Regions from separate parts of the Homo sapiens genome. Here region 2 is linked to region 1. Evidence: chromatin loops called from intact Hi-C (ENCODE). Cell type or tissue: CD4-positive, alpha-beta T cell. All regions are shown on one strand. Links, peaks and the distances in the headings refer to the core of each region. The heading gives the core; the rest is flanking DNA.

Evidence for each region. Peaks named below come from ENCODE experiments on the same cell type or tissue, not always from the same donor. Only the 100,000 strongest peaks of a DNase experiment are listed, where the experiment ranks them.
Region 2: a loop joins it to region 1, with 2.5 times the contacts of the local background. A loop is called at or near these places in 5 of 110 quality-filtered maps.

The regions. Positions count from the first base shown.
Region 1 is chr2:157,490,411-157,498,726 of GRCh38, forward strand. No RefSeq gene overlaps it. Among named protein-coding and RNA genes, the nearest start is that of CYTIP, 50 kb to the left of the region's middle. In CD4-positive, alpha-beta T cell, for the core only: CTCF peaks have their summits at 1,979 (motif pointing right) and 2,179; a DNase peak (open chromatin) is centred at 1,991.
Region 2 is chr2:157,894,205-157,902,520 of GRCh38, forward strand. The region is part of intron 1 of LOC105373714 (a long non-coding RNA gene); the gene reads left to right. Among named protein-coding and RNA genes, the nearest start is that of ACVR1, 22 kb to the left of the region's middle. In CD4-positive, alpha-beta T cell, for the core only: no CTCF peak of the experiment used is centred there; DNase peaks (open chromatin) are centred at 1,557, 3,157, 3,617 and 4,537; H3K4me3 peaks cover 1,934 bases; H3K27ac peaks cover 4,724 bases.

The DNA of each region.
Region 1 (8,316 bases), core at 91-5,090:
ATTTTTGAAATAAGAACTCAAGATACAACAGACACAAGTGGGGATTTCCTCACAGTGCATACCCAAAAACCTGGAACCCTGGGTTACACAGGGAATCACTAACCCACCCTAGTTTGGACTGAACATAGAGGCTGTTGTGGTTCTCACTCAGAAATTTACATATATTTTTAAAGTTGTAGAGAACTATAATGCCACTTAAAACCCAACATTCCTCCCTAAAAAATACTTCTCTGATGAACCAGAATATGATGGAGGTATAATATTGATCCAACATTCAAATGTATTGGTTAACACACATACCCCATGAAATTCAAGCTCCACATCTTAGCAGTTAAGTAGCACCTTCCTTTGGCCCCAAAGTACCTTTCCAGCCTCAGCCTCATCTTCATCCTCCTTATCACTCTGGCCACAGCATAGGTTTTCATAACAGTATGTGATGCTTACCTGGTACCCTCTGTCTTGAAGCCTGCCCCCACCCAGCTTCAATAGACAGACAGACAGACAGACACAGACACACACACACACACGCACACCCACCTTTTCTACTTAAAAAACTTCATTCTTCAAGAGCACATGATATCTTCTTAGCCAATTTCTTCCCAAAATATATCATGTATAGAGATCATATCTTATTCCTTCTTATCTTCAGCAATTAGTATAAATCTTTGTTGAACGTGGATTTCCTAAAACACATCAATATAGCATTTACTGAGGCTGGCAAGGTGATCAATTACTTGGGTTTACTCTTCAGCTGGTTGCACAAATTGGATTTTAAAAAATCTTTTTATTAAGCAGAGCTGTTAATGAAGAGAATAAAATCAATTAAATAAATTATTAAGTTGAAAACAGATCTATTATTTTTATTAGAGAGGTGCTACATTAATAATACCATTATTACTCAGCTTCTCACACCTTAGATGGCAAAAAACTTCAGAGCCTGGGCCATGTTCTATCTACTCCAAATATAATAGCACTGAAGGGAAAACTATATACCTGTGGAACTTCTACAGGAGGATGAGAAACAGCTAAACATCAACAGCAATGACAATGCCAGCTGAAACTGCTTATTTCTGATTTCAACTTACATAGGAAGAGAACAGAATAAAGGGATAGGGAAGGATCAAAAAGAGAAAAGAAGGAGAGGAAACCAAGGCAATGGCTGCTGGAAAACATTATCCTTAGAATTAGGTTCTGCCATTTTTCTCTTTATGAAAGTGAGAAATAGAGACATTTCTCTTGATTGCACAGAACAGAATGACCAGCAATTGGAGATAAATACTACTTAGTAAAAAGTTGTCCCATCTTCAAAGGCTCTTGCAAAAATTAGGGGCTGCTGATCTCTTTCAGTATTTTAGGAAGAGTCCTGTCATTATCTAGATTTGAAACATTGATGTCTGTTTTTCAGTTTTACTCAAAATAAACAGGGAAATCAATAATTTAACCTGTGAATAGCATGTATGTTTAAAACCACATACTTTTAGTGGGCATAGTAAAGTGCTCCTGTAAATATTCTTAGTTCACTTGATCCTCACAGCAACCCTTCAAGATGAGTATGGCATCTTTTTACAGATAAAGAGACCGAGTCTCAGAGAGATTCAGTATCTTGCAGAATTAATATATAAACCCCAACAGTCTAACTGCACTCTTGTTATTCTTTCATCAAATTACAACACTATGTGAACACTTTAAGAATTATTATAGATGCAACTTTTATTCTTTACAGAACAAAATGCTGGCACTTTATATTATGCACCCAAATTTACTGAACAGGAGGTCTGTATATGATATAAAACGATTTTTTTTCCTTGACACCTGGAAATTACCTGAGAATCCCGATGTCATTTAAGGAATGCATTCCCAAGTTAATTAAACCTCATCAACACACAAGCAAATATTTATTTTCAGTTCTAAAAGCTTTCAGCCTTAATTCTTTAGCAGGCAATGCAAATTCATGTTTCCCGCCAAATCCAGCAGAGGGCAGGATACTCCCACCAACAGTCAGCAGCTGGCTAGTGCCTCTAGCCAAGCCAGTGCAGTTGCCTGGTGCAGTGTTCCTGCACTGGAGCAATCATCATCTTCTCACCTGGATCCGAAATACAGTGCAGGCTTGTGCTGAAAATAGGGAATGTGGGATGTACCCTTGGAAATGTCCAGAAAAGTTTTGCCTTAGAGGCTGCTCACATTTTGTTTGAGCTAAAGATACCTGGAAACTAGCCAGTTCCCATTACCTTCCTGGAATATCTTGCTGAGGATGCTACACTATGGAATTAATTTAAGATATACCATGATAGTTTCTGTTTCTGGCTTTAGGCCATCTTAGGTCATAGCCGAGCTACTCCACTATTGGGCTCCATGCCTCACTCCCACACCTTCTATCTCCCTGTGTCCCTAACAACTCTTAAGAGCTACCCATTGCATGGCTTCCTCTGTCTGTCATCCCTGCATAACCCTCACTAATCAAGAACAATGACCTCCTGCCCACTAATTCAACTTCTCCCCAAGCCTGACTTACGGGCCACCTCCTCCAGGAAGTTGCTGGAGGTCCTTGAACCAGTGGTCATCATCAAGAAACATTTGCCAATGTCAAAGTCAAATGAAATATAAAGAAGAATCTTTAAACTCACTGTTCCATTTGGGAATCACAGAATTGCAATATGAGTTATACACACACACAGAGGTGGTCTTCAGTATGTCTGAAGAACAAAGAGAAGGTTGGAAGTTTTACTGGAAAGAGAAATGTTATGTTATCTTGAAAGAAAACTCATTGGCACTAGCAAAGTTTTGGGGGACTGGCAAGCTCTGATTGGTGAGTGATGGTGGTAGGTAAAATTAATCTTAAGAGTGTCAGCAGGTTGTTTCAGCAACTGGGCATGTGGACAATTCTTGGGGTAGGTGTTATGTGCCCCCAGTCATTTTCTCCCTTACCCCTTGAATCTTATTTAGTTCAGTATGACAATAATAAATCAATGTGTGTAATTAACTTTCACAGTAAGCGAACTATTGGGTGAAGGTTTTGTACTAGAACTTGGGTCTAAAAAGATATATCCCATTCCTTCCAGTCCAGATAGTAGCATGGTAAATGTAACATGGAAAACAGCAAGGATAAATGCCACAGTTCACAGGAGAGAACAGTGCTTCTGAAGGTGGCAGAATAATTGTAGCAAACTTCTAGATTTTTCAAACTATGGACTAGAAGTTTGTGATTAGGACCTCAAAGGCTCCCAGGGTGAGGTGGCATTAGGGGAAGGGATGGGTAGTTGGACAGGCTTTGTACCACCCCCAAAACCACTTCCCTACCCTCACTTCCCCCCACCTCCAACCAGATGAAAACAATGCCATTTTAACCTGTATTATTTATGTACACCTCTGGATACTACATAAAGACTTCCTTTAAAGAAAGCGGATCTGCAAGTAAGCAAACAATCCACCCACAATAATCATAACAACAACAAAACAAATTTAAAAAAAAAACAGCTTAAAAATCACTGGTCTAAAATTCAAAGGCCTTTCTTCACTGTTGAGGAAGCCATTCCTGGAGAGGAGGAAAGACCAAACTAAGCTGTAGGCTGATCAGTGAGGGAACTGGAATTTGAATTCCATCTAGCCTCTAAAGCCTAACACTTTTGACTAAACGATGAGGCTTATATTGAGCCTGAAAGATAAGGAGTCATTAAATAAAGGGATGAACCCCTTAGTCATTCTTAGGTAAAAAGAGTCACCCAACCAGCAAAGCCTCCCAGAGCAGAGGTGAGGGGAAAAGTTGCTTGCATGAACTTAACCAGCCACAGATTAAGGTTATGTTTTAAACCACGTTTATTGGCAAGGCATTGAGCGCTTGGACAGAGTGACAAACCAGATAGATGTGACAACTCTCTGTGTTCATGGAGCTTACATTCTAGTAAAAGATATGGACATGTCATTATCATTTGAGAAAAGTTACACTGGAGAAGTACAATGTTCTACAAGGGAGTTATTAAATTCTATGCTCAGCACCACCTCCCAGATTATTCTTTCAGCCATGTCTAATTAATTATTCAAACAACTAGTTGTCCCAATTGCATAAAGTCCAGCCTGGCTCTCTTTAGGCCTTTCTCCACCCTCAATGCAGAATGTCATCCAGGATCTCAAGTTGCATTTATTTGTCATGTCTACTCAGTCTTCTGCAATCTGGGACAGTTTCTTAGTCTTTTCTTTTTCATGACCTTGACACTTTTGAAGAGTATGGTCAGCTGTTTAATAGAATATTCTTCAATCTGTTTGTCTAATATTTCCTTATGATTAAATAAAACTCATGTATTTTTGGCAAGAATACCCCAGAAATGATACCATACTCTTCTCAGTGCATCATATAGAGAGTCCATGTTGTCAAAGTGTCACATTTTGATGATGTTAACTTTGATCGCTTAGTTAAGTTAGTCTGCCAAGTTTCTCCACAATAAAGATAATATTTCCCCTTGTAATTAGCTAGTGAAGATAGTCTGAAACTGTGTAAATATCTTGTTTCTAATTATATTTTTGCACACTAGTTTTAACACCAATTGAATTGTCCTTAAAACAATTATTACTGTGCCATTAACCAAATGGCAACTTTATATTTCCACCACTTCTTCTATATTTACTCTTTGGAATTCTACTGTAAGGAAGACACCTCCTTTCTCCCTCATTTATTTATTTATTTGATTATTTGTTTTCATCAGTATGAATTAGTAGATATTTATTTTATTCAATGGATTATAATTCATTTATTTTTTGGCCCATATTGTCCCAGTTTTAGCCTTCAAGAGCTCCTTTAGGTTGGCTTCCAGTCCTTTCAATATGCTCCCATCATTTTTGAGCATTCACATTCTGGCATCACAAGATGATTCAAGGCTAAACGCAGTGTCTCAGGCCTGTAATGCCAGCACTTTGGGAGGCCAAGGGGGAAGAATCACTTGAGCCCAGGAGTTCGAGACCAGCCTGGGCAAAAAAGTGAGACCCAATCTCTTAAAAAAAAAAATTAGCTGGGTGTACTTGTAGTCCTAGCTACTCGGGCTACTTGGGAGACTGAGGCAGGAGAATCGCTTGAGGCCAAGAGGTCGAGGTTACAGTAAGCAGTGATGGCACCACTGCACTCCAGCCTAGGCAACAGAGTGAGATGCTCTCAAAAATAAATAGATAGGTAGATAGATAGATAGATAGATAGATAGATAGTTAGATAGATAGATAGATAGATGGATGGATGATAGATATATAGGTTCAGGCATATCTTTTACTTTCTGCATCCCAGCCTTCAGATTAGCCATTTAACTGAAAAATGGTACTTAGAATTCAAGTTCTGAGTACTAGGATACTCATTGCTGCTGGGGTGTCATTGCTTCTAGTCCTAAGTGAACAGAGCTAAGAAATATATGTATATACAGTTGGTGCTCTATATCTGCAGATTCCAGCCTCAGATCAAAAATAATTCAAAGAAGATAAAAATTAATATAGTACAATTATTTCATAGCATTTATACTATATTAAGCATTGTAATATCTAGAGATGATTTAAAGTATACAAGATGTGCATAGGTTATGTGCAAATACTATGCCATTTTATAAAAGGGACTTGAGCATCTGTGGGGTGCCCTGGAACCAGTTCCCTGTGGATACCTAGGGACAAGCGTATATACACAAAAATATATGCACATCTATAAGTATTTCTGTAACTATCTCCTCTCTCTTTCTCTCTTTCTCACTCTCTCTCTTTCTCTCTCTCTCTCTGTGAGTGTGTGTGTGTGTGTGTGTGTGTATTCAGAACCAGTATATACAGAAACAGTAGTTCAAACTGATATATGTGAATCTAATCCATAGGGGTCATTCTCACCTTCCCCATTTCCTCATCTGTAACTCTTTTGTCTGATAGGGAGAAACTGGCTCTCATTATTCACAATTTGTTTACTTATTTGTTCAATCTTAGAATACATATAGTTTTAGAATTACTGACACATTTTCCTGAGAAGGAAAATGAAAAATGAATTTCCTGAGAAGGGTACAATATTTTTGTGCAGTTTTTTTTTATCTTTGCCCTTATAGAATATATTTAAAAGGCTGTTTTTCAGTATTACTTAGATTCATTCTTTTTTATCCCATTTATTATGGTTGTGGTATTAATTTTGCGTTACATGCATTGGTTACTGTTTGTGTTCTATTTTGGTTTCCCACACATCCTGGTTAATATAAATTAGTTTTTTAAATATGTGAAACACTACTTGGTTCAAGAAGTTAGAAACATCCCAGAAGATGTACTTGCAGAAGTATCCCACTTCATTCCTTCTAACCATTCCCATTCCCCTATTCTTTCCACCCCATTCCCACTGATCTCTGTAAATAACCAATCACAGTAGTTTCTACTTTTACCCTCCTATATTTCTTTTTGTGCAGATGAGAAAATATACGTATATTTTCTTATATCTCTTTCTTTCTCATCTAATGGTACCATACTATAGATATATGTGCACTTTACTTTTTTCACTTAAAAGCATATCCTAGGCCAGGCGCAGTGGCTTACACCTGTAATCCCAGCACTTTGGGAGGCCGAGGCGGGCAGATCACGAGGTCACGAGATCAAGACCATCCTGGCCAACATGGCGAAACCCCATCTCTACTAAAAATACAAAAATTAGCTGGGCGTGGCGGTGCGCACCTGTAGTCCCAGCTACTCGGGAGGCTGAGGCAGGAGAATTGCTTGAACACAGGAGGCGGAGGTTGCAGTGAGCCGAGATCGCACCACTGCACTCCAGCCTGGGCGACAGAGCGAGATCCGTCTTAAAAAAAAAAATTTATTCTGGATACCAGTATAATATCAGTCCAGAGATTCTTCACTCATTTTTACAACACCATAATACTCTCTATGGTGTGGATGTGCCATAGTTTATTCAACCATTCCCCCTAAGTATGGACATTCTGGTGTTTTTCCATAACTTGCATTTACAAACAGTGCTTCAGTGAATAACAGTGTGCACATGTATTTAGTTGTATTGCTGGAGCTGTGCTTTCAGAATAACTTCCTAGAAATAGGATTAATGGGTCAAAAGGTAAATGCATGTATACTTTTGTTAGTTATTGCTAAATTTTTCTAGGGGCTTTTAATAGCTGTTAATGTCCAAGCTGCACCCCAGAGATTCCAATATAATTGGCCAAAGGCTGGGCGTTAGTATTATTTTTTAAATTTGTACCCCTTTGTTGAGATGTAATTTACATACTATAAATTCACTCTAAGCGTAAGATTCAATAACGTTAAAGTTAATTTATACAGCTGTGCAAGCATTACCAGTATTGTTCTTTTCAAAACTCTCCATGTGATTCTAATGATAGTCGAGAGATTAAGGTGACTAAACAAGGTCATTATTGCTGATGCTTTTCACTACCATATGGTGTCGCTGTCCTGCTACTTGAAGGCACAGGGCTTTTCTTAATGCTATAGTGCTCTGCCGTTTTAAATCCAGTGGAACCTATTTCACATTAAACCAGACTCCTCTTTAAGGATATTGTCTTATTCATGTCAATTGGTCCCTTCTGTCCCAGCAACCAGCTGAGCATAATCCTAAAAAAAGAAGTCAACATATATTTTGAATATCACCCACAGGAGGTAGTCTTTTGAGTGACTCCCTTAAGAAGGACTCATACTATTTCGTATATAAAGGGGCTGACACAGACCCAGTCTGGGAAATGCTGGGAATGGTTTCCTCAGGCAGGTGACATTTGAACTCCTTTTTAACTGATGACTATGACTTAACCTGGTGAAACACAGTGGGTAGAGGAGAGCACATTCCAGACAAAGCAAGCAGTACAGGCAATGGCCCTGCAGCAGGGCTGGTGTGCCTCGTGCACATAGAGATTATGGTGAAATATGTTGCTAAATAAGACCAGAAAGGTAGGCCTGAGGCCAGATCACCCCAGCTCTTTTAGGCCTGAAGCATTTTGGTCTCAATTTTAAAAGCACTGGAAACCCACTGAAAAAATTAAGTGCTAGACTAGAGAAGAAGTGGGCTTGTGTGACATTGTCAGATTTATTGAGAAAAGTTCACTGGGGCTGCAGCACACACACACACGCACAAAAGACTGGCAAAAGTGGCTAGTGGAAGACCAATTAGAGGACAAATGTGCTGAAGCACAGAAACATGATTTTTTAAAAATCCTACTTGGCGACCAGAGTGGTGCTAATATTGAGAAAAGCAATAGACTGACAGGACTTAATGATTGGTTGAGACTCTGGGGGCTGAGAGAGAAATGTATCAAGGATGACTCAGGTTAACAGACTACACCACCCACTTCTCCTTGCAGTCATCCCAGGTCC
Region 2 (8,316 bases), core at 1,534-6,533, 410 kb after region 1:
AGAAATTCTATGTAAGTTTGTCTGTATATGGGAATATACATTTTTCCAGGGAAACCCATAACTTTCATCAGATTCTCAAAGAGGGGTGCTATCCATTAAGGATTCTGAGCCCCTGCTAGACCAATGATAGCATATGCCATGACCCAAGGATTATGATTAATCCAACCCTAGAACGAGAGGCCCACACCATAAAATAAAGCTTTCCACAAAACATAAAGAATAAAAGAACCACTGCCTTGATATAGTTGCTTTTTAAGCACCCATTCTTGTACTCTCTGTTTTGCCATATTCACTTTTATTATTTACTGAATATTCCTCTTTAAATTTGTTCACTTTTTAAACTTACATGCCCAGTTTAGCCTCTTCTTAAGCAAAAATAATTGTGAAATCAGGGTTATATTTTGCTATTGCCAGTTTTCTTCCTAATGTATATTAGAAGAAATTTATTACTATTAAAATTTAAAAATGTTTGTATCATTTCCAAAATTATTTAGTGCATACAACAGAGATGGGCTTATGGCACTCAGGAAAACACTGTCTCTAAATATTCCTAAAATTCACTTCAGGCATCCCTTTCACAGAGAAGGAACCTGAGGCAGGAGACAATTAATGTAACTTATTAGAGATTCTAAGCAAATGTGGAAAAACTTTGTCAGGTATTGGGCAACATTGTTCCTACTAATGACTCAGCCCTGTGCTTATTTTATTGCAGACAGTTTAAAGAGATGTTTTACTGTTCTCACGTTTCCCCGCTACCCCATAAAGAGAACCAACTAGACGAGAGTAAAAACTTGATCAATTTAATACTCTGGTCATGATCCCAGCAACTAAGGAAGGGGGCTGTGGGGGGGAAAGCCAGCGAGTTTCTTTCTACTCAAATTCCATCTCATTTTTATTTTCTCTTAATGTTTTTTTGAATCCCAAGTTCCAAAACCTGTCCCCTATTATGCAGTGCAAACGAGAACAGATGGGGAAAAGTTATGTTGGAAAGGGCTTTGGAGGGCCACAGAGAAGAGAAATATGACTACTCAATGTGTCACACACCAACTTGCAGCTGCCACCAGCCCTTCCACACAACGAGCTGCGTATGGAACCAGCCCGGGTGCTCAGGAGGAGCGGGCTTACTGCAGGAAGGGAGCGCAATTAGAGAACATTCGCTTTACTTGTGTTTCCTTGAAAATATGAATAAAGAGCGTAGCAGCAGCACAGCCAACAAAAAAGAAATAAATCCAAAGGCTAGCCTGGCAAATGGTTAGCTGTACCTCAGAGTTTCCCAAATGTTAACCGATCATCGGCTTTCTTCAGCCTTTTTATTTCAGAGAAATGCCTTTTCATGTCTCAAAGTCACCATTCAGTTCTTCTCTCTGTCTAGGAATTATTATTCTAGAAAGGTCATACTAGCTTTCATGCATGATGTGGCCTTCCAACCAGTATTTTTCAGTATTCACAGGGTGCTTATGAGTTCACTAAATATTTCAAGTGTGAGGCAGGTGACCTGGTTTTAAATGGCAACTCTGCCAGTTACTAGCTGTGAGGCTTCAGGCGAGTCACCTAGCTTCTCTGAGCCTGTAGTACATCCTGTCTGAAACAGAGCTCGCTTGACTGACTTACCTTCAAGGCTTTTTGTATTCAAGGTAATGTATATAAATGTCTGACAGAAGAACAATGTTTAATATATAAAAACTATTATTACTGTGATTATCAGAAAGCACAGAAAATGTTATTCTCTTTTCTTTGACTATAATATAAAGATACTAAGAATATATATAATACCATATATGTAAAGATAAATTATATATATTTGGCTAGGAATCCCTAAGAATCTATGCTGAAAGTAATTGTAAGGTTAATGTGGTTTAAATTATTTGATTCAAGTAGTGATTCAGGTCATATAGACAGTATCTTTGAACAAATATCAGTGTTGTAAACAGTTGTGTTATTGAGTCCCGCAAGGACTTCCTCTGAAATTGTGCCTGTCTTTGTAGAGTGATTATGCAGGAATTTTTCTATCAAGGAAATACTGTTTTTCTTCCCAGGGTAATTTATAAATTACCTAGATCAAAATCTTTACAGGAGGATGTTAAAATGCAGTTTCCAGGGCCCATCTCAGACTGTATTTTCAGCATCTCTAAGGCATATAGTTCAGGGATCTGCATTTTATTTAAAAACAACTGGTAATTCTTAAGCACACTGAAGTTTGAGCACCACTTTCTTAAGGAATGGAGATAGTGATAATTCTAATTCTGAGAGGTTTTCAGCTACCTTCCTTCTTTCACCACACACACTCAGGCCCAGAAATACAACAACTGCTAGTGAGACAAAACGGTTGGAATTTGGTAGATTTAGCTTCTCTCCCCCACAACCTCTGTTCTCTGTCTAGTTAAGGCTGGACTATTCTACTCATACCCTCCTTGTCCATAGGAGACATTAGCTTGACTATAGTTTGTTCTAAATGGGTGGCCATACATCCCAGTGTGCCCAGCATAATTATTAATAGCACTCTTTTTCATCTCAAAAGTGTCCCAGTTTGGATGATAGATTATACACCATTACCCTAGGCCTAGAAGACATTTGATTAACACGTGTAGGACACGAATGAGGACTGGCAAAATTTCTAAGGTATGTTATTCATGAGTATGGGGAAATATACCCAGATACCATTGACGACAATGAGAAATGCTTTGGGAAGTGACATAGGAATGATCAGAGAAAATTATATTCTCAAGTTATCCCATAAATTCGCAGCAAGAAAGGCAGGACATAGAAAAACTAGGAAGTCTAGACAGGTTAATATCTCCTCTCTCACCAAGCAACTGAGCCCCCCTCCCCTGACCAAAAAAAGCATGAATCTCGTCACCGTACAGAGTTGGTTATTTTCCTCCTTTCTGCTTAATGGCTATGATCTTGGGCAAGTTATTGAGTATCTCTGAACCTCACTCTACTCATGGGTAAAAAAGATAATAAGGCTTACTTCAGTTTTGGGGAGTTACTGAAATAGGTGTGTAAACCAGCTGGCACTGTGATTAGGTGCTCAATGGTAGCAGTTCCACCATTATTCTTTCCATCATGGCCACTCTGCACTGTAGTCTCACCAGAGTCACATGACTTTTAAAATAAAGTGTTCCTGTGAGAGGAGCCACAAGGAGGCTGTGGAAGTGGGAGTTGATTCTTGGGTTTAAAGACTTTTTTTGGTTTGTTTTTGTTTTTGAGAGAAGGTCTTGCTCTGTTGCCTAGGCTAGAGTGCAGTGGTATGATCATAGCCCACTGCAGCCTCAACCTCCCGGGCTCAAGCAATCCTCCCACCTCAGCCTTCTGAGTAGCTGGGACTACATGTGCACCATGCCCAACTGATTTTTGTATTTTTTGTAGAGACGGGGTTTCACCACATTGCCCAGGCTGGTCTTGAGCTCCTGGACTCAACCAATCTGCCTGCCTCAGCCTCTCAAAGTGCTGGGCTTGCAGGCATGAGCCACCATGTCTGGTCTTTCTCTTTCTGTCTGTCTGGCTTGCTTGCTTGCTTGCTTGCTTGCTTGCTTGCTTGCTTGCTTGCTTGCTTCCTTTCTTCTGTTCTTCCTTTCACTGCTTCTCTTTTTTTTTTTTTTTTTTTTTGACAAACTCAGTCATAAAGTCTTTGGTGAATGAAAAAGAAAGTGAAAGATTAAAGGGAAGAGCAGTAACTGAAAAACAGGTGCCGTGGTGCACACTTGTAGTTCAAGCTACTTGGGAGGCTGAGATGGGAGGATTGCTTGGACCCAGGAGTTCGAGGTTGCAGTGAACTATGAAAAAAAAAAGATCACTGAAGATGGATCAGAAATGGCAGATTTATAGACCTATGTGAGGCAAAAAAAGAATGGAAAGAAAAGGAAGGAAGGAGGCCAGGCACAGTGGCTCATGTCTGTAATCCCAGCACTTTAGGAGGCCGAGGCTGGTGGATCATGAGGTCAGGAGATTGAGACCATCCTGGGTAACATGGTGAAACCCCATCTGTACTCAAAATACAAAAAAATTAGTCGGGTGTGGTGGTAGCGCCAGTAATCCCAGCTACTCGGGAGGCTGAGGCAGGAGAATCGCTTGAACCCGGGAGGCGGAGGTTACGGTGAGCCAAGATTGCGCCACTGCACTCCAGCCTGGGTGACAGAGTGAGACTCCCTCTCAAAAATGGAAAGGGAAAGGGAAGGGAAAGGAGAGAGGAAGGGAAGGGGGAGAGAGAGGAAGGAAGGAAGGAAGGAGGAAGGAAAGAAGAAAAAAAAAAGAGGTGATGAGCTGTAATCTCTAGTCAACAAAACCTGACTAGAATGTTGCCTGAGAACTTCTATAAAGGGTCCTGCAGGTTTTTTGAGGAATATGGGTCGGGTGGGGAGTAGCCCATCCTATGGAAATGATACTACTGTTCATATAACTGTTGCCTCTCAGCCATCTAGACTGCTGTTTGGGTGGGCGGGATGGAGAAATACTATTCTGTTAAAACTAAGAGCTTTGAAGTGGAGACAAACACAATCTGGTAGTATCACAGAGGCATTATTCACCCTGATGACTCACACTCTGGCTCCCACACAGCAGAGGCAAGAAGTAACATTAGTGACCTTGAAGATGTTGGCCAAGTATAGACCCAGCATTAAAACCTGAGTTCAAATGAACGTGTGTGTGTGTTTGTGTGTGTGTGTGTGTGTGTGTGTAGAGAGAGACAGAGACAGAAAGAGAGACTAAGAGAATACATGTTAAAGAGAATGTATGGTGAACAATTCTAAAAACCAGTATAAAAACTTCATATTGAAAGAGCTAACTCAACTAAATAATAAGTACTTACAAGGAAATAATCATTATGTGAGTGGGTCTCAGCTCAAAGCATTGATAAAGTTGTTCAGAGCGAGAACATTTAAAAGCATCATTGTTAGTGAGGAGGTAAATAGGAAACCCAGTCCCTATTCCTGGGCTCAAATCTCCCTCATCATTTCCATTCATCATGACTCTTTATGAATCCAGTTTGCTGAAAGTAATGTTTTCTGTGTTCCCAACCACACACTGCTCTATGTTCGGAGCCCTACAGACAAAATTCAAACAGATGCAGTCCCCAGGCCTTTGACAACATGCAATAGAAAGCAGACAATAATAAAAGAATGCATCGGAACCTACAGATGTGCAGGCAGCTGCACAAATGGCAAACAGAGTCATGACCTTAGACCAGATGGTCCCTGTGGCTTAGTAAAAAATTATCAACGTAGAACCCAGGCACAGTTTCAGGTTGATAGAGATAGCTAGTTCCTGGAATTGTACATTGAAACCTCAGAGAAAAATAAAAGCAAAACCAACCATGAAGTCATTTAAAGCTGACGAGAAGAGAGAACTTTAGGAGTTATGTACTAAACAGCTAGAATAGAAAGGGTTTCCAGTTACGGAGTTTGCCACATGGAAAAACCAGGGGATGATAGTGGAGCACACCATTGTAAACAGTGAAGAATCTCATTGGTCACCATGTTTGCATGGACAAAAGAAGAGGACTGGAGTGCAAGGGCTGTAGAGGATGGCTTAAAGGTAGACTTGAGACAAGTGTACTCAGAGTTTGTTTCTCGTTTAAGTTTCCAAAGGTTTTATGGTTATGTTTCGGGTTATATTTGTCCCTCAGCATTTCTTTTTTTTTTCTTTCTTTCTTTTTTTTGAGACAGAACCTCTCTGTGTTACCAGGCTGGAGTACAGATGCGCAATCCCGGCTCACTGCAACCTCCACCTCCCAGGTTCAAGCAATTCTCCTACCTCAGCCTCCCAAGTAGCTGGGACTACAGGCACATGCCACAATGCCCAGCTAATTTTTGTATTTTTAGTAGAGACAGGGTTTCACCATTTTGGCCAGGATGGTCTCGATCTCTTGACCTCGTGATCTGCCCACCTCGGCCTCCCAAAGTGCTGAAATTACAGGCATGAGCCACTGCACCCGGCCCTATTTTTTTTTTAAAGTGTTTACCTTTCATGGGTGCATATAATAGTTACAGGAAGTAAGGTGTGGTTTACTCAGAATTCATAACTATAATTAAAACAACAACAACAAAAAACCTCTTAGGATCTTTTCTCTGCAATTAACAGTAGCCCAACTCAAAATAGCCTAAGGAGAAAAGAGACTATCATAAGAAAATCCATGTGTTTCCCAGACTCCAAGAACTGGAATGTAGGTGGGTCGCACTTAACCACACTTAAATACCACAAGCACTCTCTGTCCATCTTTTGTCTTTGTTTTGCCAGTTGGCTTCCTTCTTTGCTTGCTGCCAGCTAACCTGCTGTAGTGTTCATGCGTGCACATGGGAAACACAACTGCCAATAGGCCACATCTTATGTTTCTTCCTTTTCAAACAGCAGCAAGATTGACCTGAGTCTTAGTCTAATTCCAAACTCCTGGGAAAGGGTTAAGATTGATCCCATTTGGGTCAGGTAGCCACCCCTGAATGAATTAATGGTAGCCACTGGGTCACAATGTATTAACTCAGCTCCCATCGCTGCCATATTTGTAAACATGTGGAGGGGACAGTTCCTAGGAAAGAATGGTACTGACTAGACAAAGGGTATTTATGTATCAAGATGCTTTGGGCTGGGTATTTATTATGTCACATAACAAAAAGTCTTGCCTGCAATTTAATGAGTCTGAGATTCAAGTCAATGCAATTTAACCAGTACTTATTGAGCACCTACTAAGTGCCAGGCACTGTTTTTGGTGCTGGTGATGTATGAGTGAATAAAGCAGGCAATAATCTCTGCCTTCAGGGAGCGTATATTCTATGGTTGGTTAATTCAGTGACTCAGGAGCATTAACAAGTTCTCAGATTTTTTGTTTGTTTGTTTTAACTCTGCCAACCCCAGCAAGTCAGCTATAACAATCCCTGACAAAAGAAATTGAACCAAGACACACAAAGTTTTAGTAACTTACCTAAGGTCACACAAGAGCCTATGAAGGAATCATGAGACCAGACTCTTAACTGAAATACAGTGCTGGTTTTTTGGCTCTGGGGCTGGAGAAGGACCCAGCTTTCCTGAAGCATGTGGCTACCTGATGCCTGAACAAAATCAGGGGTCTATGACCCAAGAATAGGTGGGGATGGCTTCTAGAGGGGAAACTACCATGACTTCTATAGCCTGCTGCACTGGGACCAATGTATCTTTAAATCTGAGAATTGACTGAGTTGGTAAAAACCACTTTATTTATAGTTAGAAGCTCTCCCTGAGGTCGTGGTTAGGAGATCAGGATAGAACTGGAGGTGGCTTACGCAGAATACAAGGGGCTTGTAAATCAAGGTTTCTATTTGCAAAGATGTTGATCAGCACAGAAGGGATAGAGCTGATGGTTACAGCAGGGGGCAGTCTCCTAAACTGCAGAAAAGGCACTTTGATGTAGCAGAAAGTATATAAAGTCTAGAATTTAGAGACTGGGTATCAATTCCTATAATGTAACAGTCAGAAGATTCTTAAGGTATGTTGGGGTATCATTTTAGCAGAGGTTGAGGAAAATCGTCTTCATTTGACTTTAACCAGGAAAGGTGCTTTTGGATCCCACATTGGCAAACCTGCTATAGCTGATTACCACTCAGTGATGGAAACTAGGAACTTCTGGAAAGAAAAGGCATAAATTTAAACAGAATTTCTGTAAATCTGAATAATGTAGAAAGAAGAGGAGGAGGAATCATAGATAATTACTCCTATGAAATACAAGCTGGAGATATAACATCCTATATAAAGAGAACAATAATAAATCTTTGTATTAAGAAACAAGGAAATTGCTGGGTGCAGTAGCTCACTCCTGTAATCCCAGCATTTTGGGAGGCTAAGGCGGGCAGATCACCTGAGGTCAGGAGGTCGAGACCAGCCTGGCCCACGTGGTGAAACCCTGCCTCTACTAAAAATACAAAAATTAGCCAGGCATGGTGGCAGGCGCCTGTAATCCCAGCTACTCGGGAGGCTGAGGCAGGAGAATCGCTTGAACCTGGGAGGCAAAGGTTGCAATGAGCCAAGATCGCACCATTGCACTCCAGCCTGGGTGACACAGCAAGACTCCATCTCAAAAGCAAAAAACAAAAAAGAAACAAAAAACAAGGAAATCATCAAGAATGCTGATAAATACACAGATAGGACTTTGATTGTATTTGCTTTTTTTTTTTTTTTTTAAGATGAGAGCAAGTGATCCTCCCACCTCCACCTCCCAAGTAGCTGGGATTACAGGCTCACACTGCCACGCTGGCAAATTTTTTATTTTTTAGTAGAGACAGAGTTTCACCATGTTGCCCAGGCTGGTCTCAAATGTCTAGTTTCGAGGGATCCGCCTGCCTTGGCCTCCCA